2 separate regions of the Homo sapiens genome follow, and region 2 is linked to region 1. The links are chromatin loops, found by intact Hi-C in ENCODE. Cell type or tissue: dorsolateral prefrontal cortex. All regions are shown on one strand. Links, peaks and the distances in the headings refer to the core of each region. The heading gives the core; the rest is flanking DNA.

Region 1 (15,171 bases), core at 4,731-12,730:
ATTACATTTCATCACTTGTCCCATTGATGCTTTTTCCTTGTCTAGGATCCAATTCAGAATTACACACTGCGTTGAGTTCCTGTGTCATCTCACTCTCTTTAAATCTGGGACAGTTCCCTAGTCTTTGTCTTTCATGATCTTGGAACTTTGCAAGAATACTAGTTTTTTTGTAGACTGTCTTTCCATTTGGAATTTTCTGATTTTTTTCTTAATGATTAATTTCTAGCTATGCATTTTTGGCAGGAACTCTGCAGAAGTGATGCTCTGCCCTCTCAGTGCATCGTTTCGGGGGCGCGTGATGTCGATAGGTTTTGGTACTGGGGGTGTTGACTTTATTACTTGGTCAAGGTGGTGTCTGCCAGGTTTCTCTGCTGCAAACAGATGATTTTCCCCTTTGTAAGAAATCAGTATAATATTTTTAAACTACATAAATAGCTTGTTTCTCATCCTTCTTTCACACTCTAACATTCATTGATGATTCTTGCCTGAAACAATTATTACTGTAATATTTGTGAAATGGTGATTTTTCTATTTTTATCATTCCTTCTACATTTAAAAATCAGAATTCTCTTGTAAGGAAGAGCATTTCATTCTTCCACCTTTTATTTATTGAATTGTTTATTTGTATCAATATGGACTCATGGATATTTATTTTGTTCTATGGCTGGTAATTCATGTATTCGTTTGCTAGGAATGTCACAGCAGTGAAATACCATAGACTGGGTGGCTTAAACAACAGAAATTTATTTCCTCACAATTCTGGAGGCTGGAAGCCTGAGATAAAGGTGTTGGCAGGGATGGTTTCTCCTGAGGCCTGTCTGCTTGGCTTGCAGATGGCAGTGTTCTCTTTGTGTTGTCATGTGATTTTCCCTCTGTGCGTGTGTGTTGACGTTCAAATTTCCTCTTATAAGGACATCAACCATATTTGATTAGGACTCACCCTAATGGCCTTATTTTAACTTTAATACATCTTTAAAGACCTTTTCTCCAGATAGTCACATTCTGAAGTACTAGGGGTTACAGTTTCTGTATATGGATTTTGGGACTACATAATCCTAATCCATAACAATCCAGGACTATCATTGTTTTGTTGCTTAAATGATCCTACATTTGGCTATTGAGATCCCCTGTACATTGGCTCCTGTGCCCTGTCTCCAGGCCTCCATTAATCTTTGAGCACTTTCTTACTTTTTAGTATTACAAGCCATTCCAGGCACATGTTGTACTTTCCCTGGTCCGGCCCTGAAATCATCCATTTCTCCAAGGAATCCTCACTCCTTTTATTGGATGTTGGTAGCAATCACCATCTGGGTGCTTCTGTTGTGTGCTAAAGTTTGAGCATTTCTGGTAGAGTGGGCAAGAGCCTGGACGGAGATTTGAATTCAGCTCTAATTTCTTCTTAAATGAGTGACATCCAATTAGTTACTTAATCTGTATAAGCCTGTTTCCTTATCTGTTAAGTGGGGATAATGCTACCACCTCTTAGAATGGTAATAAGGATTGAGTGATGTGCTACATGAAGCATTTAACACCATCCCTCGCTTATAATCAATGTGCAATAAGGATTAGCTTTCATTATTAGTTGAGCTATTTCTAGAGACCAAAGATCAAATAACATGTTACCATCTGCAGGACGGGCAGATTCTAGAGGGATTCTCAAGAACTTCTCAGTGACCTGCTAGAATCAACTCTGCATATTACTTTGAATAAGTTTATCTTGAGATCATACCTGGCATTTTCAAAGAATGTCTAGGGGAGCCCACCCTGTCGCCCCATTCCCAGCACTTTGGGTCCTTAAGAAAGCAGAGCTGTGAATGAGACAGAGGGTCTAGTTTTAATTCCCTATCATCTCATAATGAACCTGGTTTGGTTTCTCGTTCCTAGATGGGCCACCTCCCTTGAAACCAGGAACTTTATCTCTCATTCCTTCTCCATTTGGAGGACCACCCCCTAAACTGGTAGTGTAGCATGGGGAGACGGGTGATGTGCCATGCATTTTAGTTTGTCAGTTGCCATGAGAACAGGGAATCATGGTGAATGGGAGAGATCATAGCTATTAGGACCAAGTAGTGTGTCTGTTCTGGTTTTTATTAAATTTGTTAATTATCTCTTTGTCCTTTTTTTGCAGAGAGCACGGATAACTTTATCTTGTGTAAGTCTGCTTTACCTGTTGCTTTGAAACTGATTTATTCTGATACTATCGGTAACTATTGAATTCAAATAGCCCTCTCTCCTATTCCACATCATCCCTGGCCCATGGCAGCTGAGGGCATCTGAGTGAACTGTGAAAGGGAAATGAAGGGTAGCAATGCTTTTTAGGCAGTTCCAAGCCCACTTTTCTTGGGTAATCACTCTGTGGTTCACTATCCCCCAGGGAGTTTTCTAATGTCTGATGATGTTGTGGATCTCTTTACCTGGATAAAGAGGGGCTGTGTGAGGATGGACATGGGTTTCATGTGCCTCAATAGACCCCTATTGATCATCTTAGTTGTTCTTGCAGAGAGAATATGGAACCTATAAACCTGCTAGTGTTTCTCACCTGCTTCAGGAGCCTGAGCACTTGGCCAGGACTCGCCTCATGAGAGCTTGACTTACAAGGTTTCCTGATAGGCTCATGTGTCCTCAGAAGGAATTATTGAGGCTCAGTTTATAAGTGATTTGGGGCTAGGGCTAGACAATCCTAAAAGAATTTGGGGTTTTGTTTATGGACTGTAGGGAAACCTGTGTTTATTCCTTTTTCTTTTTTTTCTCCATGGGAGGTGGGAATAATAGCAGCAACTGCTGCCATTTTTGCCTCGTGTCTGGCTTGAGATAATAGGTGCTGTTTAGAAACACCCTCGGCTTTCTGGCACTGATGTCAATATCTGTGATTTCTTTAGTTGTCTTCAGCCTTAGAGGACTTGTAATCTTGCAGAATATTCCTTCAGAGAATTCTGAATTGGGGCCATTTCTTGTCAAGGAGGTGATTCTAGATGGTGGAGTGAGGGGAAAATTGATACTTAGCTTCCCATCCTGGCCTTGCTGGGTAAAGGTGGTGTTTCCCGGTCAGATGGTTCTATTTTTTTAACTTAAGCTGCCCTTGTGTTCTGAAATCAGTGTTAGGGGAATGGATAGTGGGCTGATTGATGGATCCCCAGGCCTCCTGGATCTCACTGAGGAGTAAAGAAGGAAAGAGGGAGGGCACAGGAAAGGCAGGGAGAGGAAAAGGAATGCCTGTGGCAAGGAGTAGCAGAATGTCAGCAACAGCTGCCACCACCAGTAACATTTGCCTAATCCAGACCCTGGCCAGGATCCCAAACCATGTTTCTTTTTTTCTGTTCTATAGCTCATGGCCCAAGTTGCCCAGGTTATGTTATTTTCTCTGGGGTTGGGGCAGGGAATGGGACTGAATGTCCTTTATTCCTATGGAGCCTGTGCTTGAACTGTAACACCAGCCAGATGGTCAGATAGGAACCTGGTCTGTGGGGGTGGGGGGTCCTGCAAAGCCTGGGGAAGGCAGACTGCAAGAGCCTGGCTTTCAGAGGATGTTCTGCAGGGGGAAGTCTCAAGGGAGCTTGGGAGTTGGGCAGGGACTGTGGCTGAGCCTCCCCAGCCGGGAAGCTAACTGTCCTCCTCCTTTTTGTGTTTGGTTTTCAGTTGACGAAGTGAGTCCCACACCTCCTATCACTGTGACCCACAAACCAGAAGAAGACACTTTTGGGGTGAGTCACTTCTTGGTCAAGAGGAGTGTGTTGACTGGCATAGTCATTTTCAGACTTCATTTGTGTTGCTAACTTTTCCAAATATTATCTTACTTGAAACTTTGAAAAAAAAAAGTAATGAATTGAACTACGTTCAGGCAGTTTAAACCTTCCTTGTTGGATGGAAATAGTTCATTGTTTGAGGAAATGTTTGACGATCTGCTCCAAGCCCTAGGGTTCAGAAAATCCCCAGTCTGTTAGGAGCCCAGCTGGGCCTGATTTGCAGGGGCTGCTAACTGTACAAGTTTCCTACAAAAGGCCAAGTTGCTCAAGGCATCTCCTTGGGTGTGTTTTCAAGCGCCCACTCCTACTATTTCAGAGCCTAAGATTACTCTGGGGAGGAGGAGAAAGGATTCTTTTTAGAATCCAGATCTTTTCGACTTTCCTGGATAAGAATGTTATATAAGGAATTTTAACATGAAGATGCAGAATTCACTTGCTAATTAAAACAAAATCAGACGCCTCTCTAGGCTTGTTTTTGCATCTGTTAGAATGGCCCCAGGTGAGAAGGGGCTCAGAACATTGAATCGTGGAACTTTCTCTAATCAAATTGGGTAATTTATATACTTTTAAATGTTCTAAGGGTCTCATATATTTCTTCTTCTAAAGACCTTACTCAGTATTGCAGTTCTGAGAAGGCTACAATTACTATGGCAGTAGGACTGTTCTTATCTGGGCACACACATTATTTTCAAGGAAATTGGGTTTTCTGTGATTGTTGCTGACTCTCTGTTTCTGGTTCCTCACAGGTATCCATAGCAGTTGGACTTGCTGCTTTTGCCTGTGTCCTGTTGGTGGTTCTCTTCGTCATGATCAACAAATATGGTCGACGGTCCAAATTTGGAATGAAGGGTAAGGTGGGAGTTTCATTTTCAAGGGCGTCATGGGGGGAAACATTACTGCTTTTGATCAAAAGATACTGTTTTAATCTCCCATTGCTCTCTGAGAGGGCCTCCGGTCATGGGGTCTAACTGGTACTGATGGAAACTCCTGTTTGCCGCTTGTTCTTGGTAATTATGGATTGAAGGCAGTGTTGGGATCTGTGGGAACCAAACTGTAGATCCACATGGTTTTGCTTTGACTGCTGATAAACATTGCTTAGAAGGGCTTATGCAATGAGGATAATTTGGAAAGGAAGTTGGATTTCAGGGCAAATGAAGACGGACTTTGGTTTATTTTCATTACGGGTGAGTAAAGGGACTCCTAGTTTGAGGACACGGTTTTCCTCTTGTTTTTGAAGTTGTGTTGGGAAGGCGTCAGCACAGCAAGATGTAGGGTAGACTCCGGCATTGAAAAGCTGCCCATGCAATGGGATCTCAGCACGTAGCTCTACACAGAGTCCCAGAGTGGATGCCAAGAGCAACATGATTTCTAAATCTGCTGGCTGGCTTCCATGACATACAGTGCTCCACTCCACTGTGGCAGGGTGGGGTGGTGGGATATGGCTCTTTGCCAAGGCTCGGGTAAGGGGACTGGCATGAAAGGGGTTAACATGGTGAATTAGCATCCACCTGCCTGGTCTCAGAGATGGATGTGACCAAATGGTTCAAGAGAGGCTGGGTACCAGTTCCAAAACAGAAACTTGAATTTCAAGATATACTCCCAGCTGGGGTTTCCATGTTTGGCGATGTTGGGTGGGGGTGGGTAGGGAGGCATGATACGAGGTTTGATAAGTTATCAGTTTGCTGAGCCAGGACTCAGGTTGGTGTTATCTGGTGAGACTATGGGATGTGTAGAGAGATGAATTTCTATGGATTCTCTGCATGAGCTTGTGTCTGTGGTTGGGGACCTTGGGGCTTAGGGACTGAAGAAGAGTACATGAATGGCATTCACAGGGACGGTGATCCTCTGAGTTGTATGCAAATGTTGGAGTGTTTGCGCATGGAACCGAACTAGTCCATAGCTTTCGCTATATTCTCAGAAACCTCTGTAACTCCTTGAAAATTCAGAACACTGATATATAGGGAAATACCCAGAGAGGATTAGAAGGGTAGAAAACCCTGTAAACCCAGCTACTCAGGAGGCTGAGGTGGGAAGATTGATTGAGCACAGGAGGTCAAGGCTGCAGTGAGCTGTCATCACACCACTGCATTCCGGTCTGGGCAACAAAGAAAGACCCTGTCTCAAAAACAAACAACAAACAAAAAATGGGTACAGGGTGCCCTGTTTCCAGAAGATTTCTGCCTTTGCACTCTCTGCTCTTGATGAACCTGATCAACTCACAGCAAAGCAAGCTAGTTTTTCTTAAGTCATCTGAGATATTTTGACCAAGAGAAAGACATGTGCAGGCAAATTATAAAGGTGGATGGAAGTTTGGCTGGAATCCAGATGACTTAAACAAAATCAGACCACTTTTAGGCACCTAGATTGGAGATGTCTTATCTGCAAACACAACATGCCAAACAAGGCTTTCTAGATCTAGAAGATGAGACGACCACTGAGTGAGCGCACAGCTTTCAATCTTTGGATAATTCTTGGGCTCCTGGTTTTGAGGACTGGCACTATTATTGCCTGTGCAAAGTTTTCCTACCATGCAGGGAGCTTTTATAGCTCTTCCTCCTTCCACCTGAGAAAACATCAGGGCCTTGACCAAAGGGAAGAATGGGGCATTGTTGCTCTTCCCCTGAGGAGGCGCACCACCAGCTGAGACCCTGCGACATGCTTGGCAGTGCTGTAAGAGCAGATTTTTCCTATTAATTGTCATCCTGTTTCTGGAACAGCATGTCCCCATGTCGGATGGATTAGGCAGCACCCAGGGTGGTTCCTCCCCTCAGCTGTCCTCAGAGCTTCTCCCAGCCCCTGCTCCCCTCTCCCAGGCAGACCTTCCTTTCTTGGCCCTGGTTGGGTCAGGAGAACATGTCCACGTAGGTGGAAGTGAAATATCCTCTATTGTAAAGTCGGGCAACTTAAAGTAAGTTATACTGGAGTTATAGGCAAGATGAGATGGTGTATCTAAGACTCACCTTGTTTAGAATTAAGCCTGAATCTCTTTCATCTTTATGAAGCCAGATTATGTTTGGGTCTCACTTTAGGATAAATAAGTGCAAAACAAAAATAAAATTCTAAGCCCCCCAACCATCCGAATGCATCCCTCTTCTCAACAAGGGCATCCCAAAGTTAACCTGAAAAACTAGTTCAGACCATGATGGGAAGCAGGGAGCCATACATGCCTCATTAAACCCTCCTTCTTTTTGGAATTACTGATAGAATAGACTCGTTAAGTCTGATGAGAAACATTTGCAATCTATTCTGTCTGATGCCTGCTACCTGGAGGCTTCATCTGCATCATAAAACCTTGGTCTCCATAACCTCTTATTGAACCTTCCTATTGAAAATAACTCTTTCAACCAATTGCCAATCAGAAAATCTTTGAATATGCCTATGACTTGGAAGCCCCTGCTTCCAGTTGTCCTGCCTTTCTGGTCGGAACTAATGTACATCTTACATGTATTGATTGATGCCTTATGTCTCCCTAAACTGCATAAAACCAAGTTGTGGCCCAGCCACCTTAGGCACATGTTCTAAGGATCTCCTGAGGGCTGTGTCACAGGCCATTGGTCACTCATATTTGGCTCGGAATAAATCTCTTCAATTATTTTACCGAGTTTGACTCTTTTCTTTGACATAAGCAAATGCCTCAAGCTGCATTAACCTTTGATCTTTTATTGCCAGCGAGCATCACAGTCTTGGATAAAGAGTGATGACACCGGTACCAGAAGTTCCCTACCTTTTACTTAGGGAAAGCCTTGTCTCTTCACATCCACCCCAGTCTCAGTTTTGAATTTTCAAGTCTGGGTGAGAATGTACGATACCACTTAATTGCTCATTGGCTTCAGCAAAGTTACTACCTTCTCAGTGCCTCTGTTTCCTCAACTCCAGAATGGTAATAATACTACCTCCCTCACTGGGTTGCTGTGAGTGTCAAGATCTATGTGTAACTGGCATATAAAAAGGCTCCATGGGAACATTTCTCCCTTCTTTTCTTTATGTATAAACCTTCATAGGTTCCTTTTATTGCCTTCCAAAAAGGGCTGCCCATCCAAGACGCAATCATGCCCTCTTTTGTCCTGCACAATATTTAGTAAAATGCCTTTATTATACGCTAATCCCAGTACATTGTCATTTCTTTGCTGGTAGACCATATGTCTGTCCTACTTGACCAGGAGCGACCTATGGCAGAAATCACAGATCACTCAGCCTAGTATGCCTGAAAACACCACGCAACATTTGACAATTGCTTGTTGAATTTAGAAATGAATGACTTTAATTTTAATAATAAAAAAAGTACAGCTTATAAATTAACAATGGGCTAGTTAGAGTTAATTGGGAGATCTGAGATGTCTGGGCAGTGGGAAGTAGAGAGATGATGATAGGGAAAACTCATAAACAATTCCCCATCCACATCTGAGGGCCAGGTGTATCGATAGGGAGGGCCTACTAATAGGAGCTTTACTTCCTTCTGAGAAATAAAAAAAATACAGAAAAAGACAAAGATTAATATAACAAACACCCATATTCCCTCCACCTAGAATAAATGACTTACTGTTTTGTCTTATATTTGCATTTACTGCTTTAGTTTGGGAAGATATAAAATATGACTAAAACTAAAACCCCTTTAGTCATCCCCCTGGTCCTATTCCCATCCCCATCTCCATAGGCAGCCACTAGCCTAAGTTCAGCATCCTCCAGTTCACTGACTGAAGCTTCTTTCCCTGTATCTCTGTCTCTGTGTGTCTCTGTCAGCTGTCTCTCCCCTCATGGCTGTCTCCCAGATAAACTCACACCTCCCAGACTGCCAAATTAGCAACCACCTCTACTACATGAAAGATGAGTGGCTAAGGCTGGTAAACAGTTCATTTTCATACTTCTACCTATATGTATATGTACACATATATGCATATGTCTCTGTATATCCATATGTAGACACACAGACATGCATATATATCAGTATACTTACAAAATGCATTACTCTGTGAGTGTTTTAATTTATATTCATGCTTATACTCTGAGTAACTTGCATCTTGCTTTATTTCCTTGTCATATGTTGGAGATCTCTCTCTGTCGGTATGTGTAGGAATTCCAATGGGTGCCCATTTTATGGGAGATGAATATATTAACCAGATCTCCTAGAAACAAACCGAACATGCTTTGTCTCAGAGCCCTCCAACTGCCATGTTGATCAAAATTTTGGCTTGGGGAAGGGGTCACCTTGGGACACAAGCTCATCTTCTTTTGGAATCACAAAGGTTTTAAGATGGTGCTAAGTGTACAGTGGGGGTTTCTTTTTGCTATTGATGAAGTCTAATGCTTCAGAGTGGCAGGGGTGATTTGTGAAGTATTTGGCATGTCCTGGGCACTGCCCTATCAGCCAGCCCTCCTGCTGGAGCAGGGCCCTGGAGGTCCCCACTGTGCTAGACATTAACTCTTTGATTGTCAGATCATGGGGTGGCCAGGGTGGTTGGGAGGTGTGTACTTGTGGGGTTCAGGGCATGGGCTATTTACTGCAGCTACAGAAACATATAAAAATATTTCAGCATTTTAACAACTAACTAGAGTGTACCCTTGCATCCTGGGCCTGGAAGTGAGATGGTTCAGAATTTAGGACAAATTCATTCTCATAAAATATTGTTAAATTAGGCATTAAAAGATCATGACAGTGATCTGGCTGGGCTCTCCTGTATCCGTATTTCCAGGTGAAGAAACCGAGGCCCAGACAAGGAAGTGACTTGCTTTGGTTTGGCTGAGTTTTAGCTCCAACCTCTTTCCACAGCAACACAAATGCCCTGACTCCTTTGTCTTGGCTGCACACTGTCCACATCCATAGTGCACCATCATCATTTCACGTCGTCATTAGAACAATAACCAGGCAATAGGTGTTAGTGTGTCTGAACAATAATAAAACTTGCTCTGTAGTTTTCATATAAGGTGAGCATCAAAATTATTTAATAGAAAGTATAAGGTGAGCATCATAATTATTTAATAGAAAAAGAAGCAAGTGTGTGGATCTTTTGCAGTCTGTAAAAAAAATACATACATTATTTGGCCTCTTTTCCTCTTGACCACCTCATAAGTATCTTTAAATACTTCTAGATCAGAGATACTGTGAGAATTACTTCATACTTCTTGGCTTCCTCTTACTCCCATGAAGAAAACAGAATAATAGTTTATCAGAGCTGAAACAGACCTTAGGCTTATTAGGCTAATGTGCCCATTGTACAGCTAAGGAAACTGAGACCCAGAGAGATGCAGTGATGTGCCAGAGCACACAGCTAGCGAGAGCCTTCTGGCCCTGCTTTTCCACATACTTGACTTGTGCAGAGAACCTGGGAGGGTCAGGGAAATGAAGCTGGATTATGAATACATCAGCTCAATCCCTCCAAGGCTCTGATTAATTAACTTTGAATGCTGTGCCACTTAAATGGGGCTTTCGAAAATTCTCTTATTAATCCACTTTTTCCAACCTGGGGCACTCCTGGCCTTGGGGAAAGATAGGAGCTGATGGAGGAGTAGGCTCCAAGAACTTCCTTCATTTATTTTCAGACATGCTAGAGACTGCACGCGTGGCAGGACAGCGGAAGTGGGAAGGCCGGGAAGGAAGGGCATCAAGAACTGCTGCTTGGGCTTCCGGCAATGCCTTAAGTGCCTCATCAGCAACCACTTGCCTTTCTTCCTAATGGCTGGATGTGTGCTGGTGCCTCTGATGGGCCTGCGGATGAGCACTTGCAGGACTGTTCCATTGTAAATTAGCGTTAGTTAATAGGTACTTAAAGTAAAGTGGTTGCCTATTTGATTATGATTGGGGGTTATTAACATTTTTTTCCATAAACAGATGGTAACTGTCCTCTGAGTGGATTGTAGAATCCTGCCAGAGTCTTGATTTGGAGGGACTGGCTCCTGCCAAAAGATCTCAGGGGCTGCTGCCACATTGAACATTCTTGTTATCCTTCTGGTTTCACCGGTTGTCTAAGGGAATGATTAGAGTTGGGAAGGAGTCATTTCTGCCTTCTCTCCTAACCTTGGGGCATTGGACTGAGAAGGGTTTCTTCCAGGTGGAGGGAGGTAGGGGTGGGAGGGATCTAGGACTCCTGAGTTTTGATGCTGTAGGTTGGCATTTCTTTCTCAGCTGGAACAGAGTGTCCCTATGTCTTAGCCATGTGTGCAGAGCAGGGGAATTGGTACTGGAAGTGTGGTGTGTGATAGGAGATATCCGAGGTGACTGAAAGGGGGCTGGGACCATGGATGAAAGCACTATTGGTATTGTTGAGTAAAATAGTTTCTTTCACCCTGCACAATACACTTATTTGACTACATTTAGCAGGGGGTCGGGAACCAAGAGCAGTGCAAGGCGGAAATGAAACTGGGTAAAGGAATTGGGTTTCCTGGCTTCCCAAGATGTGTCCATTCTTTGCTCCTCCTCGTTTTCTTCCTTCTTGACTTCTTTTTCTATTTCCTCCTCTGAATTGACATGTGCAAGGGAGGAGGGTACCTTTGGCCCTTGCCATGATCCTGTACTTGGGATTCCTGGTGTAAGATGACTCTTTGAACATAATGTTGAGAGTGGTTTCTGGCTTCTTTCCTGTGTTGTGATCCCAGGGTCCTCGTATTCTCCTAACAAATGTTTGCATGCCCTCCCTCTCTTTTCTGACATTTGACAGACCTTCCAACCACCCCGCTTCCTCAAAAATGCCTAGTATTTGACAAATTCTAAATTAAAGAGGTTAGGTTTGTAGCAGATCCACAGGCAGGACATAAATTTATAGAAGCCAGGGGTCTTCTGCGTCTCCTTCTCTGCTTTGAACTTCAATGGGAGGCTCTGACTGCAGACAAAGGCCCACCCCACTTGATGACTGAGTTCTAGAATGTGGTGCTTGGAGCTTTGAGAAGGCTGTAAAGCCATGTGTGTTTTTCTGGCATGCTTTTGCTGCCCTGTCCTTTGTGGGAGCTTTGCAGGGGTGCAGTGAATCATCATAGAAGTCCCTACACGGTCACCATTGGTCGTGTGGAGGCTGAACTTGCTCTGAAGACTCCAGGGAACCAACTGTTCCCTTGCATCGACTCTCCTATTCAAAGGGAATTCCCTTGAAATAGAGGCTGATGCAAAATATTTTTCCTCTGTGGCTACCTGCTAGCTGGCTCTTCTTGGCAGGCCTCTCTATCCTGTTCAGCAGGGCCAAGGATGACCACTATGCTTGGCTCTATAGCCGAAGTGATGGCATCTCAGATTCATTGAGTGTTGGCAGCAGAGCACAGTGCTTACTGACTCGTGTTGTTGCAAATGGCTCCCACAGGGTTAACAGCCCCGCGATACCTTACCCAGTTTAGACATTCTGCACCTCTTGTCCCTTGCTACTCATGTGACAGGTGAGATCACATGCCTTATGCCCTACTGTGGATGTCACCGGGCTTTCCCAAAAGTGCTGGCTCTCACAGTAATTTTACACCTTAGGAAACTATAACAGAAGATGAGTTAGTAAATGAGATTTTAAAAGCTAAGAATAATAGTAAATTCAAACTGATTTTTGGCTTTTAAAAAGTCACAAACTTTAGTAATTTATTTTTCACCAAAAATCATGGTGACATACTTCCTCACTGATCCAGTTATCCTACAGTATCATGGTACAGGATGGAAAACCAAGAGGGGCTGGGGTTGCCAGCTTTGACTTTCTAGCATCCTTCTTTGTTCCAAATGTTTTTTACCCCCTGTAAAGTCAAGTTGTGGAAACTGCTCCAACAGACCCCCTCCTCTCTTCTCATGGAACATTCTTTCTCTCTCTGCATATTCTCCTCTGGGTCTTGGAAGCTTTCACTTGCGCGGAAGAGGCATGATGATAGGCTTTGGCTAATGAGAAGCTGTCATGTGGCTGCAGTACCCAAGACCCGCGTTTATGCAGCTCATTCTCCTGTGAACTCTGCAGAGGGCTTTAGGATGGCCAAAGAGCAGCCCTGGAAACCAAAGACAGCAAAACAGAGAGATCAAAACAACTGCTAACCAGAAAACATGTTTTTGGACTAGGGAAGAAAAACCACATGCTGAAAACAGCAGCCACCAAGCCAACGGCTGCAAATCCCCGGCCCCAGCTCCTTGACACCCACTGCCCTTTGTGCTGTGGTTCCTCATGGAGGATAAGCTGGGCAGGGGAGTAGAGAGGAGTGCACTGCAGGTGGAGGAATAGCATCCTTCAGCCAGCTGTGCTTCCAGCAAGCAGGTGTGTCTGCCACCTGTTCCAGGGAAGGAAGCAGAAGCCTGAGGCTGGTCTATCTCTGGCCCTTGCACTCAGAAGGGTTAATAACACTCCCTGTCTCTCTTCCTCACTATCCCAGCATACTTAGAGAGAGACCAACCAAGTAACTCTGGTGCCTGCTTCTTTATTGTTTTCTCTTGGATGAACTCTGTTACCACAAGCCAGAGGGAAACATGCTGCTGGCTTCCTCCCTAATGGGATCGGCTACCTAATTTGTGTGGCCCAGTGAAAAATGTTCAAAAAAGATTAGAATTTCCAGACAGCTACAGCACAGCATTAAATTCCAAGCTAAGGTTCTTTTGAGCACAGAGTCAGGTCACAGGTCCACGAAGCTAGCTCTGCTTCCTGAATACAAAATCCATCATGGCTTAAGATCCTAGCTCCTTTGTCTATCCTGAATGGTGATGAAACAGGTATTTCTGTACTTCCTTTTAGAGAGAAGCTGGGATTTGGGCGAAAGACAAGAATATCAGTTGGTTTTTCACTTCTAATCATAGTAGGGGAAGAGAGTGACAGGCATCAAACATTCATTGAGTACCTACTGTGTGCCAGACATCTAATATATCTTCAAATATAGAGACTTCATAGGTGGCTATTATTCCCACTTTAAAGATGAGAAAACTGCTCAGAATGGTTAAATCACTCAAGGTCATGTACCTGGTAAGTATCAAAACTAGATTTTAAATGAGTTTATTCTAAATTGTTGGTTCTCAATCTTAGCTGCACATTCTAAACATCTGATAAGATTATATAACTTCCCAAACCTAGGCCACACTCCAGGTCACTTAATTCAGGGGTGGGTGTTCTTTTTTACTTCCTCTGGTGATTTCTATGTGCAGCTAAGGTTGAGGAACAATGGTCTCAATCCAATAGACGTCCGCATATTTCACTGGCTCTCCAAGTCATTTATGTAGTCTGCAGACCAGCTCATCTGATAATGCTGGGAGCTTGTTCGATGTGCAGTTGCCTAGGGTTTACCCCATACCCACTGAATCAAACTTGGGGTGATTGGGGTACAAGCAATTTCTCTGAGTGATCCTGAATGATTGCTGGGGTTTAGGAACCACCATCCTATATCTGTAGAGAGACAATGGCTGATAACATGAACGGTACTTCTCAAACTTGAACATGCAAGTGAATATTGGAAGATTCTGGGGATCTTGTTAAAAATGTGGATTCTGGTTCAATAGGTCTGGGGAAGGCTGCGAGTCAACATTTGTTACAAGGTCCCAGACAATGCTGCTCTGTGGACCATGCTTTAAGTAATAAGGGGTAAAGTTACTGGTAAATACTTCAGGCCTGCGACCTGGGAACTTAGATCACCTCTCTGCTTTTTGTTTTTTCCTGAGTGCCAGTTGCAAAATGAACCTACCTCAAAGGTCTATAGGCTGGGATTTTGTGACTATAAGATTACAAACTATAACCACCATTTTTTTTTTTTTAAATTTTTGTACTTTTAGTAGATACGGGGTTTCACCATGTTGGCCAGGCTGATCTCGAACTCCTGACCTGAGGTGATGCACCCATCTGGGCCTCCCAAAGTGCTGGGATTATAGGCATGAGCCACCACACCGGGCCTCTATAACCACTACTTGTAAGGCATTTCAGTTCTATCCTCTTTGGGTAAATATGCCTCTCTTCTTTCCTAAAACTGTTTCTATAGTGGCTTCCTTGGTTCGAAACCAAACTGCCACCTCTTTCCACATGACGGGACTTGTAAGGTCTGCTGCCCCAGTTGATTTCAGTAAACTGTCAGGTCAATCAACACTGTTGCCCCCACTGAAGGAGTCTGGGCAGAAGCTCAGAGAGGCTAGCAGGCAGTGGGTAGCCAGCATTCCCAGCTCAGAGCTCCTTGAGCTGCTGTGACAGTCATTCCTCTCTTTCCTTAGAAACTTCTTTATCCTGTTTGCTCTCCCTCCCACCCCTGATCTGGAATGAAATGTTGAGGGCTATAAAAAACCGGAAAAGCTTGTGCTGGCAGGCCCCGGAGTGGCTCGGAGTGGGTCTGTCGGTGGGCGGAGGAAGCCCCATGGGTTAAGTTGGTGGGCTGCCCGGGCTGCCCGCCGGCCTCAGAGACACTGCCCTAGGTGGTGGCTGGAATCCCATTCTTCCCAGTCTTGCTGCTCTGGCGGTTGGTATTCACACTGAAAGCCTGCCCTGCCCTCCAATTTACTGCAGAATAAGAGTTG
Region 2 (15,171 bases), core at 2,556-10,555, 86 kb before region 1:
TTTTTTGTCCTTATTCTCTCTGTTTTTTTTTTTTTTTCTGCTTTATTTTTTCCTGGCTCAAATGGTCCTAGCCCTAGTGACCTCCCCTTCAAGAAGCAGTACAGCCCAGTGGCTGTTCCAGGTTCAGTAGTGTCCTTGTAAAGCTCATGTCTACTCTGCAGCTCAGAATGTGGCTGTGTTGGAAATAGGGTCTTTGCAGACATAATTCCTTAAGATGAGGTTATATAGCATTAAGAGGGGCCCTAAACCCAGTGACTGGTGTTCTTATAAGAATTCGACATGTGGACCCAGCCACACGCAGAGGGAGGAAGGCCTTGTGAAGATGGAGTAGAGATTGGAGTGATGCAGCTATGAGCCAAGGAATGTTAAGGATTGATAGTAACCCCTGGAAACTAGGAAGAGGCAAGAGAGGATTCTCTTCTACAGCCATTCGAGGGAGCATGGCCCTGCTGACACCTTGATTTCTGACTTCCAGCCTCCAGGACTGTGAGACAATTTCATTTGTTTTAAGCCACACAGTTTGTGATACTTTGTTATGGGAGCCCCGGGAAACTCTACAGTGGCTAAGCACGTAGATCCTGGCATACGGCCTCATTTCTTTTGTTTTTTTTTTCTTTTTTGAGACAGAGTCTCATTCTGTCTCCCAGGTTGGAGTGCAGTGGCATGATCTTGGCTTGCTGCAACCTCCACCTCCCAGGTTCAAGCAGTTATCCTGCCTCAGCCTCCTGAGTAGCTGGGACTACAGACATGTGCCACCACGCCTGGCTAATTTTGTATTTTTAGTAGAGACGGGGTTTCACAATGTTTGTCAGGCTGGTCTCGAACTCCTGACCTCAGGTGATCCACCCGCCTTATCCTCCCAAAGTGCTGGGATTACAGGTGTGAGCCACTGCACTTGGCCGCCTCGTTTCAAATCTTACTTAAGCTGTGTGACCTTAGGTAAGTGACTTGACTCCTCTGTGCCTCGGTTTCTTCTTTGTAAAATGGTGATAGTATTAGCATTTACCTCGCAGGACTGTGTGAGGGCCGTAATAAGTTAATGAAGGCAGAGCATGTAAAATAGTGCCCAGCACATAGAAAACACTGCGTGTTTGTGATTATTATTTGAAGTCCATCTACACTCCCGCTTCTGAACCACAGAGCTCTCCTCGTACCCCAGAGTGAGGCCGAGCTGCCTTGTCTGTCTGTCTGTCTGTCTGTCTGGGCCTTAGTCTCCACTGTTCCTAGAGAGGGGCTGTGGGCACACCCTCACAGCATCTCAAGTGGACACGTGTGGGCAGCTTGTCCCCCTGTTCCTCTTTCATTGTCCTTGTCCCGCCTTTATTTTATTCAGGCTGCAAGGATAGAAAGTGGGAGAACCCAGACACCTTTAAAAGTAGAGTTTCCTCCAGTGGAGAAGAGCTGTGAACCTAACAGCTGGGGGGCTTTGAGCAAGTTACTCAATCCTGGTGGGCCTCTGTTTCCTCATGTGTGAAACGGGAATGATGGCTCACCCCAACATCAGACGGCTGCCTAAGGATGACAGGAAGTGAGACCATGACTCCAGGGAGCAGCTGTCAATAAATGTTCCATGCAAGAAAATCCACACCAGAAAGACATTTGTGCTAGTCTCAGTCAGGCATAGAAAGAAGCACATTTTTACTATGGCTTAAACCTCACACATACGGGGCCATTCTGCATGGGCTGTTGGCGTCAGGTGCCCAGGCGATGGGACCCCACAGCCCTGCAATGTCTCAGCGTGGGCATCGGTGCAGTGACCAGCTTTCCTGGGGCTGTTTCTGACTCAGTATAGGGTGAGGATGGAGTTGGACTCCACTCAGTGTGGGGGCCCTGACATTTCCCCTTCAGGCATGGGTCTTCTTTGGATGTCTGATGGATTTTTGCTCTGCCAATGGCAGCCACAGAGTGGGACATACTGCTGGCCATGGGGGCCTGGGATGTGTGTGTGTGTGTGTGTGTGTGTGTGTGTGTGTGTGTGTGTGTGTGTGTGTGTGTGTGATGCAGCAGCCAAAACAGCTTCCATGAAGTATCTACCAGGTTGGAGAGGTAGGAGGAGCTGGGAGAAGGGAGGGTCAGAGGTCAGCCAAGTGCAAGTCTCAGTTACTGTATTTTTGGGTAGGAACGAGGTCCATCAACAGAGAAGTGTCTTGTGAACATCCACAGCTAAATGGCAGCTTTACCCTTTACACACCTTGCCTCATATGTAAGCTAAGGGCCATCACTTTGACCACCAGCATAAAATGTCTGCACTATGGGCACGTGTTAAAGAATTCAGAGACATGCTGAAGAAATGAACTGTTAGAGACTTTTTATTTTATTTTTATTTTTTGAGATGGAGTCTCACTCTGTCACCCAGGCTGGAGTGCAGTGGCGCGATCTCGGCTCACTGCAAGCTCCGCCTCCCAGGTTCACTCCATTCTCCTGCCTCAGCCTCCCAAGTAGCTGGGACTACAGGCGCCTGCCACCATGCCCAGCTAATTTTTTTTGTATTTTTAATAGAGACGGGGTTTCACCGTGTTAGCCAGGATGGTCTCGATCTCCTGACCTCGTGATGTGCCCACCTCGGCCTCCCAAAGTGCTGGGATTACAGGTGTGAGCCACCGTGCCCGGCCTGTTAGAGACTTTAAATGGATGCTTCCACCTTTATTTCTTTGGATTCTTCACATTTGATTCATGTAATAAATTGGGTATTTAGAAAGCAATGTATCTGGGCTGTATTTGCTTTATTCTACAAAATTGGGTTTATTGAATTACAGTTTAAATGTGTTCATGAGCCATATAGAGTTGATTAGAAAAGAAAAAACAAAACCACTCATTTGAAGAACATTTCTGTCTCTTGTAGAAATATAAGAACATGTCCTCTGCAATGTCACACACAATCTTTTATAGAAGGATCTATGCTACAGGTTCTTTTCTGGATCTAGTGTCAGGGAAAACATGTTTATCTCTACAGCTGACTTGTAGTGACTTGATTTGTTTCCCTTTTCACCTTAGCTGCCAGGAAACCTGTGGCCACATTCAGTGCCTGATTGTGAGAACTAGTTCACCTTGGACTCCTGTTAACACATACTCCTTTGTTCCCTTTTAATAAGTCTATTTTGCTTACATTCCTAATTATGCTATTTTATATTACATCTTCTCTCAAATCCTTTAAAAATGGACAATTCTTCTGGGTGTATACCCAAAATAATTGAAAGTAGATATTTCAACAAAAAACATAAACATGAATGGCTGTAGTGGCACTATTTAAAATAGCCAAAAGGTGGAAACACTCCAAAATGTCCATCATCTGATGAATGAATAAACATGTGGTCTATCTCTATAACGGCCTATTATTCAGCCATAAAAGAGTGACATTTTGATACATGCTACAACATGGATGAACCTAACCTCAAAAATGTGTTAAGTGAAATAAGCCAGATACAAATGCATGTGCATATTTTATGATTCCATTTATATCAAATGTCCAGAATTGATAAATCCATAGTTGCCAGGGACTGGGGAAAGGGAAGAAAGGGGAGTGTGACTGCTCAATAGATACAGGATATTTTTTGGGGGGTGATGACAATGCTTTGGCACTAAATAGAAGTGATGTTTGCATGACATTGTGAGTGTATTAAATGCCACTAAATTATACATGTTAAGATGGCTAATTTTATGTTATGTAAATTTGCCCTCAATTAAAACAATAGTGCATTAATTTTTTTAATGAGTGGAGTATATAAATGCCACTTGAATGAAAATGGTGTGCTGGGCTCTCAGTGGAACATCTCACTGCTCTGGGTCACAGGCAGGGTGTTTCCCTCCCTGCTCACTGCTCTGTTTGTCTCTCCCAAAGCTGCCTTCCATCCAAGGTGGCAGCTGTCCCAGGAGCCCGCTCTCTGATGGAAGTTGACGCAGAAGTTATGCTCTTTGGTTAGCTTTTTAGGACGAGTTTTCATGATCCATTTACAAATAAATCAGAAGAACTCAGTGATATGAGCTGTATGAGAGAAGGCTTCTGCTTTCTCTAAAGACTCTGTAAACTTAGAGGAATTTCTAAATAAAACCAGGGGCAAGTTGCTCCAGGTGTTCGCTCTCTCCTGCCCTTGGGGAAGACCCAGCAGCATCATCTTCACAGGCACCACCTGGGAGAGTTGTTCCTGCATCTGAGCTTTCCCTCTGGCCAGTTTGTTCAGTTCCAAACCATCATGGTGCAAAGGCAAGAAACCAATTGAGGAATTGCAGAGGAACAACTGCTTGAGATACAGGACATTCTGTAGCATTCCTTTATTTCTTTGAAAACCTGAGGCTAGGGCTTTTTTGGGTTTCATTTTAAGAATTTCTTCCATCTTCAGGCTTCCGCGAGGAAGATAGATCAGGTCATTGCTCTCTGTTTTGGAATCGGGCTGCTCTTCGAATTGCTTCTCTCCTGGTGCTTCCAGGAGGCCAGCACAGTTAGAGGGGTCTGAGGCTGCCTCCCTTTGAGAGGCCCTCCCTATTCAAGAAAAACATTTCTTCCTAGGTGTGGGCTCCCTTCATTCCCTCTTTCTTAGCTTTTTCTTGGGGCAGTGCTTCATAAACACTTGTACATCATTGCACACAGAGAAATTGATAATATTTGTTATTTGTGTAGCACCATGAGGACACATAGAAGAGGGTATTTACAGCTGGATGTGACCTGCCGGGTGGCCTCCCCAGATCCTATGTGGACAGTGTCTGTACTGCATTGGCTGGCAAGATAGAGTTTGAAGGTAGGGAAGGGGATGAGGGATATGTTTAGCCTGCTTTTGCCAGAAGCCCAGAATGAGTCTGTCATTTACCTGTCAGTGCCCAGATCCATTCCCTGCCCTTCAGGCCTGACCCCTGGAAATTACATCTCCCAGGACCCTTTGCCAACTGGCTGGGGGCTGGGTTTGGCCAATGGAAGGCACTGTTTGAGTCTGTGGTCAGGAACAGAGAGGGCAAGCTCCCTGCCTCACTCTCTGGGTAGTGGTCTTTGCATCTTTAGCAATGGTTGTGTTTCTTAGTATTTGCAGCTTCTGCTGGGCAGTCCCTGCTGTTCCTGGCTCCTGCCAGACGGCTCTGACCCTGGGCTTCACAGCACCACTTCCTCCTTTTATCCCTTCAGCCTGGGGTCTTTCTGCTGTTGCTTATCTCTGTGTTGCCTTGTGGCTACCTGTTTGGCTTTTTAGCAACTCCAAGATGTCACCCGTTTCCCCATTAAATTTCCTCTCTCAAGTATAGGATGTGAATTCCGTTTTCCTGACTGGTCTCTGACTGATAGGGCATCCTAGCCACTCCCATGTGGTCTTCCAAATAGCACCAGCTGGTAACAGAACACACATTGGATTAACCTTGTTCTTTGTGCATACACCTTCCTTATCAACCCATGGCGGCAGTAGGCAGCTGCCTAGAATTTAGGACCCCGACAGCTGGCCAAACATCATCTCCCCATGACCAATAATGGGGAAGAACAGAGGTTTGGGGCAGCTGCTTCTCTTGTCTGTCTAGAAAACTCCTATGCATCCATTAAGGTGCATATATCACTACCTCTTCGTCACTGTCTTCTTTTTCCTCTCATTTCCTCTATCTTGGATCAGTTGTTTCTTCATCTGTATTCCCAAACCAGTTTATAGAACTTATGCCTAATAGTAGTTTTTCCATTATAATTACACATAGATTTATTTCCCTTATTAGTCTTCAAGTTTGCTGTGGGCAGTACCTGGTCCCACTCAACTCTGTATGTCCAATGCCTCACTCAGGGCACGATGCTTGGCACATTGCAGGCAATGACATCGTTTTGTTGAATTCGTTGGCCCTCTAACTTGATCCCCTAAGGAACCTTTAAAAAATACTCAGACTCTACTGCAGACCAATGAAATTGCAATCTCTGAGGGTGGGCTCCAGGCATTGGCATTTTCAAAAGGTTCCCTAGGTGATTTTGATGTGCAGCCAGCACTGGGAACCATTGGTTTATTTGACTGCTTCAGCTTACCACTTGCTGTTTATTAATGAGTCCTGCCATCAAACCCAGCTCTTCCTGCAGTTTAATTCAACGTAGCAAATCACTGTGAGTGCCTACTCTGTGGCCAGGCATTGTGCAGGCACACTCTTGCTACTCAAAGTGTGTTCTATGGACTAGCAGCCTCAGCCATCCTGGGAGCTTGTTAAAAATGCAGAATCTCAGACCCCGCCTCATTCTGACCTATGAGTCAGAATTTGCATTTTAACAACATGCCCAGGTGGTTTGCATGCACTTTATAGCCTGAGACACAGTGATGTAGCATCATGCAAATGTCAAATTGCTTTCTCACTGTGAATCTTATTTCCTTTGTGTCCACTCTATTTTGATTCCCTTTAGAGGGGTATCATTTTATATCCCTTTCTCCAGCTAAAATGGGACATCCAAAGGGGGTGGAGACCAAGCAGGAGTCAGATGAGATGAAGGATCCCCTTGAGTGTGGGAGGGATGTGGGAGGGAAGAAATGGACTTTGAGAGATGGAAGCCTTCCTGGGCACACAGAGTGCCAGTGTTTGGGAGGCCTTGGGGATGGGCTGTTTGGAAGGGATGTCTCCTGTTTCTGACATTGCCACTTCCTTGGTTATGATCCAGGCATGCTGGAGGGATGTTGTGGCCATAGTGGCTAGAGGACTGCAACAGATCCCATTGCAGGGAGTGGGGTGACATCGATGCAAACCAAGTAGCCTTACTTGCCTCATGCCTTTGGGATCCACACACCGTAGGAAGTTTCTGCAGGCTGGCCTCCCAGAATCCACAAGGTTACCTGTTGTTCAAGTTAAAATGGAATATGATGACTTGTGTCCACAGGAGCAGTGGCTTTTAAAGGCAGCCAGGAAGGGGCTGAGAATCTTTGCACATCTGATTGCATCTCTGCCATCTCCCATGAGCTGAGCACATCTGGCCCTGGTCTGTTGAGGCTGTGTTTGAGGGTGATGCTGATGATAGCTCCGGGAAGCCAGGAGGGGCCTTGGCTTATCTGGGGAAAATAGCCTTATCTGGGGACCTGCTTCTTTTGCCTGCAGCAGAGGCCTCTGCCATGTACTGTCGCATGGTTGGTACTAAACCTTTGAGAAGACAAAGAAGAGGCAGGATATCCTTCTCCAGAGAAAAAAGCTCTTGTCCCCCTAATATACTGCTTTGCCACCTGAGTCTCTGTGACTGGATGAGGCCACAGTGATAGCACATAACCTGCTTCAACAGGACAGCTGTGTGTATTTCATCTTGAACTCTTCAGATAGATTTAACAGAAGCTTTTGGAGGAATTGGGATTGTGTTTGAGAAACGATGTAGTAAGGGTGTGTTTGGGCTCTGGGCAGGAAGTCAGAAGGTGTTGGGGGGAAAGAGTGACATCTGTGGGTAGCTCAGTTGTCCTGACTGCCTCAGCACTGAAGACAGTTCCACCACCCAGCTCATGGGACAACTATCCCCGCAGTGCCATCCTGGAGGCAGGTGCCTGGGGACTCGCTGGAGGCAGGTAATATAATAGTCCCAGCAATCACCTTCTCATGAAACCAGCCTGTTAGGGTCAAGCAACCTGACAAATACCATTGAGCTCCTGGCCCGAGGGCTGGGGATGCAGCCAGGAATAAAACAGGCCCTGATGGACCCACAATGTCGGGGCGGAGCTAGACGCTAAGCCAGTGACTCCGAGTTTGACTGTGAATTCCCTGAAGGAGGAACAGAAGGTTCTGGGTAATGTAGACCTGGGGCGCTGACCAAGCCTGGGCCTGGGGGTCCCTGAGGAAGCACATTTCCCCTGAGACTTGAAGGAGTTGACCAGGGGCAATGGTGTGTCTGGGGACAGTCTCAGGGAGAAGCACCAGCAGACACTAACAAAGGCCCTGCGTGGGGCCTCCGATGCAGAGACAGATGGCTGTGGCTGCAGGGCTATGGCCGAGGTGGGAGCAGGGAAAGGAGCTGTGAGCCAGGAAAGACCCGGCCCCGCCCGCCTGGCCACTGTAAGGAGTGTGGGTTTCTCCTCAGAACCAGGACTCTTTGAGGTTTCTGGAGAGGTTTGTTTTTTTTTTTTTTTTTTTCGAGACGGAGTCTTGCTCTGTCGCCCAGGCCGGAGTGCAGTGGCGCAATCTCGGCTCACTGCAAGCTCCGCCTCCCGGGTTCGCGCCATTCTCCTGCCTCAGCCTCCTGAGTAGCTGGGACTACAGGCGCCCGCCACCGCGCCCGGCTAATTTTTTGTATTTTTAGTAGAGACGGGGTTTCACCGTGTTAGCCAGGATGGTCTCCATCTCCTGACCTCGTGATCCGCCCGCCTCGGCCTTCCAAAGTGCTGGGATTACAGGCGTGAGCCACCGCGCCCGGCCTGTTTTTTTGTTTGTTTTTTGGTTTTTTTTTTTGAGATGGAGTCTCGCTGTCGCCCAGGCTGGAGTGCAGTGGCGCGATCTCGGCTCACTGCAGGCTCCGCCCCCCGGGGTTCGCGCTATTCTCCTGCCTCAGCCTCTTGAGTAGCTGGGACTACAGGTGCCCGCCACCTCGCCCGGCTAATTTTTTTTTTTTGTATTTTTAGTAGAGACGGGGTTTCACCGTGTTAGCCAGGATGGTCTCCATCTCCTGACCTCGTGATCCGCCCGCCTCGGCCTCCCAAAGTGCTGGGATGACAGGCGTGAGCCACCGCGCCCGGCCTCTGGAGAGTTTTAATAAGTGTCTTCCAAGGCATCTCTAGCTGCTGTGGGGAATGGATTAGAAAAGGCGGCTGAGCAGATCCCGGAAGATGAGGTCGGCAGCTGTTGCAACTGGACCCCTCTTCATTAAGCTGTCCACATTCATAAGGCACACTCCAGGTCTGCAGGAGGGAGCATGAGGGATTCAGGGGACGCCCTTGTCCCCTGTACACACCTAGGGGCCGGTTCGACTACAGTAGGTAGGTCAGGGTTATGGGAGACTCTGTTCAGCCTGTGTGCCTTCCCATCCCCAAAGTCCTTAGGAGCCTTCTCTTGTAGTCAGGCCCGCCATTTTATTTATTCAGGGCCTGGAGAACGAGTAGGGGCCAAACCGGGGTGAGAGGGCTGACCCTGGAGTCACCGTTTTGGGGGCTTAGGATAGCCCTTGTTCAGAAGCGGGCTGTGTGCAGTTGGGTTACCTTTCAGTGCTCAGGAAATAGAGGGCTGTGGCTGGCTGGCTTCCTGTATCCCTAGGATGATATACCAGAGCTCATGTCTGTAGAAGTTTGTAGCCTCCTAGGAAGAGATCTGTGGCAGATCATGTAATAAGTGTGATTTCACGTAAGCATCGCTGCCATGCTGGGCTCTTGGACCTCTGTGGGACCTTGGGGAGATGCTTGCAGGAGAGGCCTCAAAGGCCTGGCTGGTGAGATGGGAGGGTCTGAGAGCCGAGGCCCACGTAGGCCAGTCTGGGCGGTGGACACATTCTGGCTTGCGGTTTCCCCATGCTCTCTTGAACCAGGGAAGTCTGTCATCCCTTGTGTTTCTCACCCCACACGGACACTAAGGCATCAAGGCTCCAGCTGAAATGCATTTTAAACCCTGAATCCAGATCCCTCGTCTTCCCACCATATACAGAACCACATGCTAAGCTTAGCAGCAGGGGGAGAAAATCACTTTTTATGAACGTCACTGTCAGCCCTGGATTGTTTTCTTCTTTCTCTCCAATTTCTCAGCACTCCTGAGAATGCTGATTTTCCTGGTAGGAAGGGCAGGACTGATGTGGGATATTGCCCAGACTGTAACAAGAATCTCAGAAACGCATCATCTTTCCCATCATATTCCTTTCCTTTTCCCTCACCTCCTGTCAAAGTGGTTTGATCCAACTGAGTTTGATCCAATGGGAGAGGGGCTTGTACCTCACCACTCAGGTAGCCCTGCTCTGCTGAGAGGTGACACCTGATGAATGTGCCTGAGCCAGAGACTGTGCCCAGCAGGTGGCACGCCCCCAGTGAATATTTGTCCAGTGACTGCAGCCTCGCTTCCCTTCACCAGCAGGTCTGGATGTATGGAATGAGAGTCTGTGGCTTGGGCGGGCTCCCATTCTCACACCTTTATGTAACTGATTAGTTCATCCAGAAAGAATTTTTAACACCTCCTAGGGTGCAAGCAGGGTGCAAAGGAAAGGGCCTTTCTGAGGGGAGAAAAGATACACCCACAAAAACTCTGATCCCAAAACAGACTGTGATAAGGCTGGAAGGAGAACCTGGCCAAGGATCAGGGCATCAAAGGAAGAGTTTGTAGAGTGAGCAGCATTAGAAATGGCTGATTGTAGGAGTAGAAGTGATCAAAATCTGGCTTCCCTACATTTCTATAATGTGTTATCGTTAATTGTGATTTTTTTATAGACAGTGGCTTGTTGAATCATCTCAAGAACTCTGTGAAATAGGCAAGACTTTTTTTTAATTTTTCAAGTTAGAAGGTAATAGGGGAGAGAGTATGCCAGAAGGAGAGAAATCCCAAGACTGGCGAGAGCAGGTGTCTGAAAGGCATTAGATTGTTGGGATTAAGAGCAACTGCTGCGGAATCCAATGGAGGAGAGAGTTTGTATCTGGACTTCACTTAAAAAATTACCTTTGCTTGACTAACACAAGAACAGAAAACCAGACACCACATGTTCTCACTCATAAGTGGGAGTTGAACAATGAGAACACACGGACACAAGGAGAGGAACATCACACACTGGGGCCTGTTGGCAGGTGGGGAGAAAGGGGAGGGAGAGCGTTAGGACAAATACCTAATGCATGTGAGGCTTAAAATGTAGATGATGGGTTGATAGGTGCAGCAAACCACCATGGCATATGTATACCCGTGTAACAAACCTGCACATTCTGCACATGTATCCCTGAACTTAAAGTAACATTTAAAAAAATTATCTTTGCTTTTTTTTAAAAAAATTATTTTTATTGATACATAATAGACATACATATTTTGGGGTACATGTGATAATCTAATACATTCGTATAATGTGTAAAGATCAAATCAGGGTTATTGGGATAGCCATCACCTTAAATATTTATCTTTTCTTTATTCTAGGAACATTTGAATTACTTTCTTCTCGCTATTTGGAAATGTACAATAGATTAATGTGAACTATAGTCACCCTACTGATCTATTGAACATTAGGTCTTATTTCTTCCATCTAACTGTATATCCATACCCAATAATCAACCTCTTTTAGCCGTGTGAGGTTTGAGAAGGTCGCTCAACCTCTTGGTGCCTTTCATTTATAAACAAGAATGATAAAACCTGTTCGTTAGGGTGGTTATGGGATTGAAATGAGATTAGGGGGGTAAATGCAGAGACTGACACACAGTAAAAGCTCAAACAGTGCAACTCTTTATTCTTTTAAGTGGATTATTGGGGTCTGAGTCATGCGGTAGGAGACAGAGCTGGAAAGACACACATGGGTTCCCATGTGTAGCAGCTGGTAGACAAAAAGGTGTCTTAGTTTGGGAATCCCTAGAAGCAGATCCTGAGAGAAATATTCAAGGGCAAGTGATTTATGTGGGAAGTAATCTCAGGACTTCTAGGTAGGGGAATGGGGAACTGAGATGGGAAGTCAGGAAGAGTGTGTACCGAGCTAGCAATCACTGTGGGAAACTGGATCTGGGATATTTGTCCGCCATCATTGCTAGGAGGGCTGCTCCTGGGGTATTAAGCCCTGCAGACACTTGGCCCACTCCAGAGAAAGCTCTCAGGAAGAGAGAAGCAGGTGCTGGCCACTGGGAGCCAGCTAGCATCAAAAAGTGGGAAGGTCTGAGGGACATCAGTGGGACACACAGAGTGTTTGCTTGGCAAGATTTGCAGTGTCTCATCCAGCCCCTGCCCAACCAGATTCTCCTGCTGGCCAGTGGCATTTTACTTCCTAGGGAATCAGCAATGCTAGTTTTCCTTCTTTATCTTCTGGTCTTTGGTCTTGTTAGTTCTGGGATCTCACGTTTGTGGGAAACAAGACTCATGGGTCACACTCAGCCTTTGGACACACAGGTGTGGATGCTCTCCTTGGCAACATCCTTCTCTCCAGGACAGCACTCTGTGCAGCTGCACAGGTCATGGTGAGGAGATGGGCTTGAATGGAAACTTGCAGGCAGCCTCTGAGGAATCCTAGGACAGGAACAGGTCTGGGGCCCAACTGGCCACACCCTGAAGATGGACATGAATGGGTCGCTTAGTCAAAAGGGCATCTGTATCTCCATAACTCCCCCAAATGACTGTCTGGAGCACACAGCTGAGCACGGGACAGCTTTCAGAAACACTGACTCACTTTTTGGGTTCTTTGAGGTTTCTGCTTTAGAGAATGGGGCATTCTGCCTGTTGCTGCCAACTATGACTTCACACTGCACAGAGCAGCTGGCTGGGAGAGGAGCCCTGTCTCCCAAATGTGGAGATGAATGATTGAAGGGAAAGGCCAGGAGAGAAAGTCAGTGAAGTGGGGGAGATGTCGAACGGAAGTGAAGTTGAAAGAGCCTGAGCAAGGCTGCTGAGATACAGGCTGGTGGAGAAAAAAGCCCCTCGTGCCTCCCCGCTTAGGATTGGATTAGCTAGGAGAAGACCTGGAAGGCAAGAAACGAAGACCAGGAGGAAGGCTCCTGCAGGTTTTGGCCAGCAGTAGTCAGCTGGAGAATGGCTATTAACAGCTGTTTGGGGGTCCTAATCTGTGGAACCCTGACCTTCTTCAGAGGAAAATAGATCTTCACATTTAGGCCTTGATGTAGTCTTTTTTTTTTAGGAATCCAGACCTGTTGGAAGGGCACCATCTATGACAAAGAAATGAGGGAGGAAATAGAAGAGAGAGTGACTTGGAACATCATTCAAATGTATTTTATAAAGTTGTTATCAGTAAGAAGAGCTCTGTATGCCCTATGCAAGCATTTATTCCAGGGGTGTGAAAAGAACCCCTTATGAGCAGACCCAGTGGACAGGGGCTCCTTGGCAAACAGGCAGTTTCCATTAAGAAAAAGCCCAACATCATGGTGGCCTGGCCCTGTGTTCTGAAGTATTCGGACCCCAAGACATCTGCAGGCAGGGCTAGCACCTCACAGTTTTAAGTACAGGGAACAGCAGAGACTCAACCTTCTCTGCTGGGAGGAATGGCCTTTGTGTCCAGATGGCGTGAATTGGGAGTGTTTTCCTCAGGGATCATTTGCACCTTAACCTCTCTGCACTCCTGTAGCATGTACGAGGTGTGCAGGAGGAGAGGGTTTGTTGTCACACAGGTTCCTTGAGAGTCTGAGCTGAAGACTACTGTGAAGTTTATTACCATTATAGAATTCAGATGCAAGTCCTGTGCTGGCCTAGGTTTTGAATTCTTGAATTGCACATGATATGGTGGCTTCACACACCCTTAGAACCGAGGGACAACACCCATGAGACCCGTGGGTGGTAGGTGTCTGCACACTTGTAAATGCAGCTTTTAGTCATTTTGAATTACCAATGGCATGCTGGTGAGGAAAAGGAATAAAACTATCAATAGGTGGGCTCAGGTCAAAGGGAAACTAACCAGCTGCTGGGCTGGTCCCCAGAGTCTAGCCAGCACTCCCATTCCAACATATCATGGTGGGTAAGATATCAGGGCTTGAATCTGATTGGGACTGGTCTGGCTGACCGTGGTGCCTAATGTGGTGGATCTGGGAAGCACTCCTGTTGTTAACCGAAAATTAATAATGCGGCGTAGACAGGGATCTACATGGTTTGAGATTGGTCCATGAGCCATTAGCAAGATGCTGATGAGAAAGTGTGAGCAGGACTTGAGTCCCTCTGCCAGGAAAAGGAAAGATGATGGTGTGCTCGCTGCATTGTTAGAGCCTAGCTGAGCAGCTGGGATTTGGGCAGAGCTCTTGTCCCAGATTTTCAGCATCTCATTGAAGTGGCAATCAGAGCCTGTGATAGAGACCCTGTCATATTGCTAAGGCGCTTCCAGTAGGCTTGGAGGGAGGGCTGCAGCTTGGTGGTTGTATTAGTCTGTTCTCCCACTGCTATAAAGAACTGCCTGAGACTGGGTAATTTATAAAGGAAAGAGGTTTAATTGACCCACAGTTCCACATGGCTGGGGAGGCTTCAGGAAACTTACAGTCATGGCAGAAGGGGAAGCAAAAACATCCTTCTTCACATGGTGGCAGGAAGGAGAAGTGCTGAGCAAAGAGGGAAGAGCCCCTTATAAAACCATCAGATCTTGTGAGAACTCACCCATTATCACGAGAACAGCATGAAGGTAATTGCCCCATGATTCAATTACCTCCCACAGGGTCCCTTCCATGACACGTGGGGATTATGGGAACTACAACTCAAGATGAGATTTGGGTGGGGGCACAGCCAAACCATATCAGTGGTGCAGGAGGGGAAATCTCTCCAGGAACACCAGATGCCAGGCAGAGGGAGCTGGCACATAGTAGGTGCTTATAAATAAATGAAGTGGAGTTCCAGGCCATACCTGCTGTTGGGATTAGGCCTGGATAAATCAGCCTGACCTAGGCTTGGGAGAAGTTGAACCCACTGAGTAAAGATGCTCTAGGTTGGCGGCCAGTCCGGGCAGGTGGGAACTGATGAGTGGCTTCTGGCCATTGAGTCCTTCTTTGTGGTGAATGCAGGGGGACATGAGTGAGCTCTGTAACCAGAGGCTCAGAGCCTGGGCTCAATCATGCTCCCAATTTATTCACGGTCACCCACTATCTGGACTGCCATGGGCTGTGCCTCTTCCTTGTGCATAGTGTGAGAAGAGAGCTGATTGGGGTTGGACGTGAGAATCCTGGTGTGTTCTGGCTCTGACTCCCCTGACTCCCACCTGTAGGTTTTTCCTTCTCTTTACTCAGTGGGCACCAGCACCACTTCCTTTCTTGGAAGTGGTGGCCCAGGCTGTCCTGCTGAACTCCATTTCAGGAGCCAGCTGTGAGGTTCTACATTCCCAAGCCCCTGGGATCTTTGAGTAAACTCTGCTGCTACTGGCCTAGAGAGGAGGAATGCTTGCAGGGGTGAGGGCCAAAGACTGGGTCTCCCCAGACACTTTCCCCGGTGCTGGAGTTAAGGGCACAGACACCACTTTGACCTTGAGGTTTCCACTTTGTGCAGCGCAGAAGGTCAGTCCCAGGAGATGTGCTCCACCAGTCTCCCTAGAAGAGGGGCGGTTAGAGTCTTTGTTGCATTCCCCTGTCCTGCCCCACTATGGGACTCCTGGGATGGTGCCTTGGGCCTCCCTTCACTAATTTGGACAAT

What was found. Peaks named below come from ENCODE experiments on the same cell type or tissue, not always from the same donor. Only the 100,000 strongest peaks of a DNase experiment are listed, where the experiment ranks them.
Region 2: it touches region 1 in a loop (2.6-fold over the local background); 1 of 110 quality-filtered maps calls a loop at or near these places.

The regions. Positions count from the first base shown.
Region 1 is chr15:88,115,692-88,130,862 of GRCh38, reverse strand. NTRK3 (neurotrophic receptor tyrosine kinase 3) reads left to right here. Exons shown (of 20, transcript NM_001012338.3): 11 at 2,129-2,152; 12 at 3,637-3,701; 13 at 4,490-4,592. Among named protein-coding and RNA genes, the nearest start is that of NTRK3-AS1, 130 kb to the left of the region's middle. In dorsolateral prefrontal cortex, for the core only: no CTCF peak of the experiment used is centred there; no DNase peak of the experiment used is centred there; H3K27ac peaks cover 3,622 bases.
Region 2 is chr15:88,199,528-88,214,698 of GRCh38, reverse strand. All of the region lies in intron 3 of NTRK3 (neurotrophic receptor tyrosine kinase 3), which reads left to right. Among named protein-coding and RNA genes, the nearest start is that of NTRK3-AS1, 46 kb to the left of the region's middle. In dorsolateral prefrontal cortex, for the core only: no CTCF peak of the experiment used is centred there; no DNase peak of the experiment used is centred there; H3K27ac peaks cover 2,531 bases.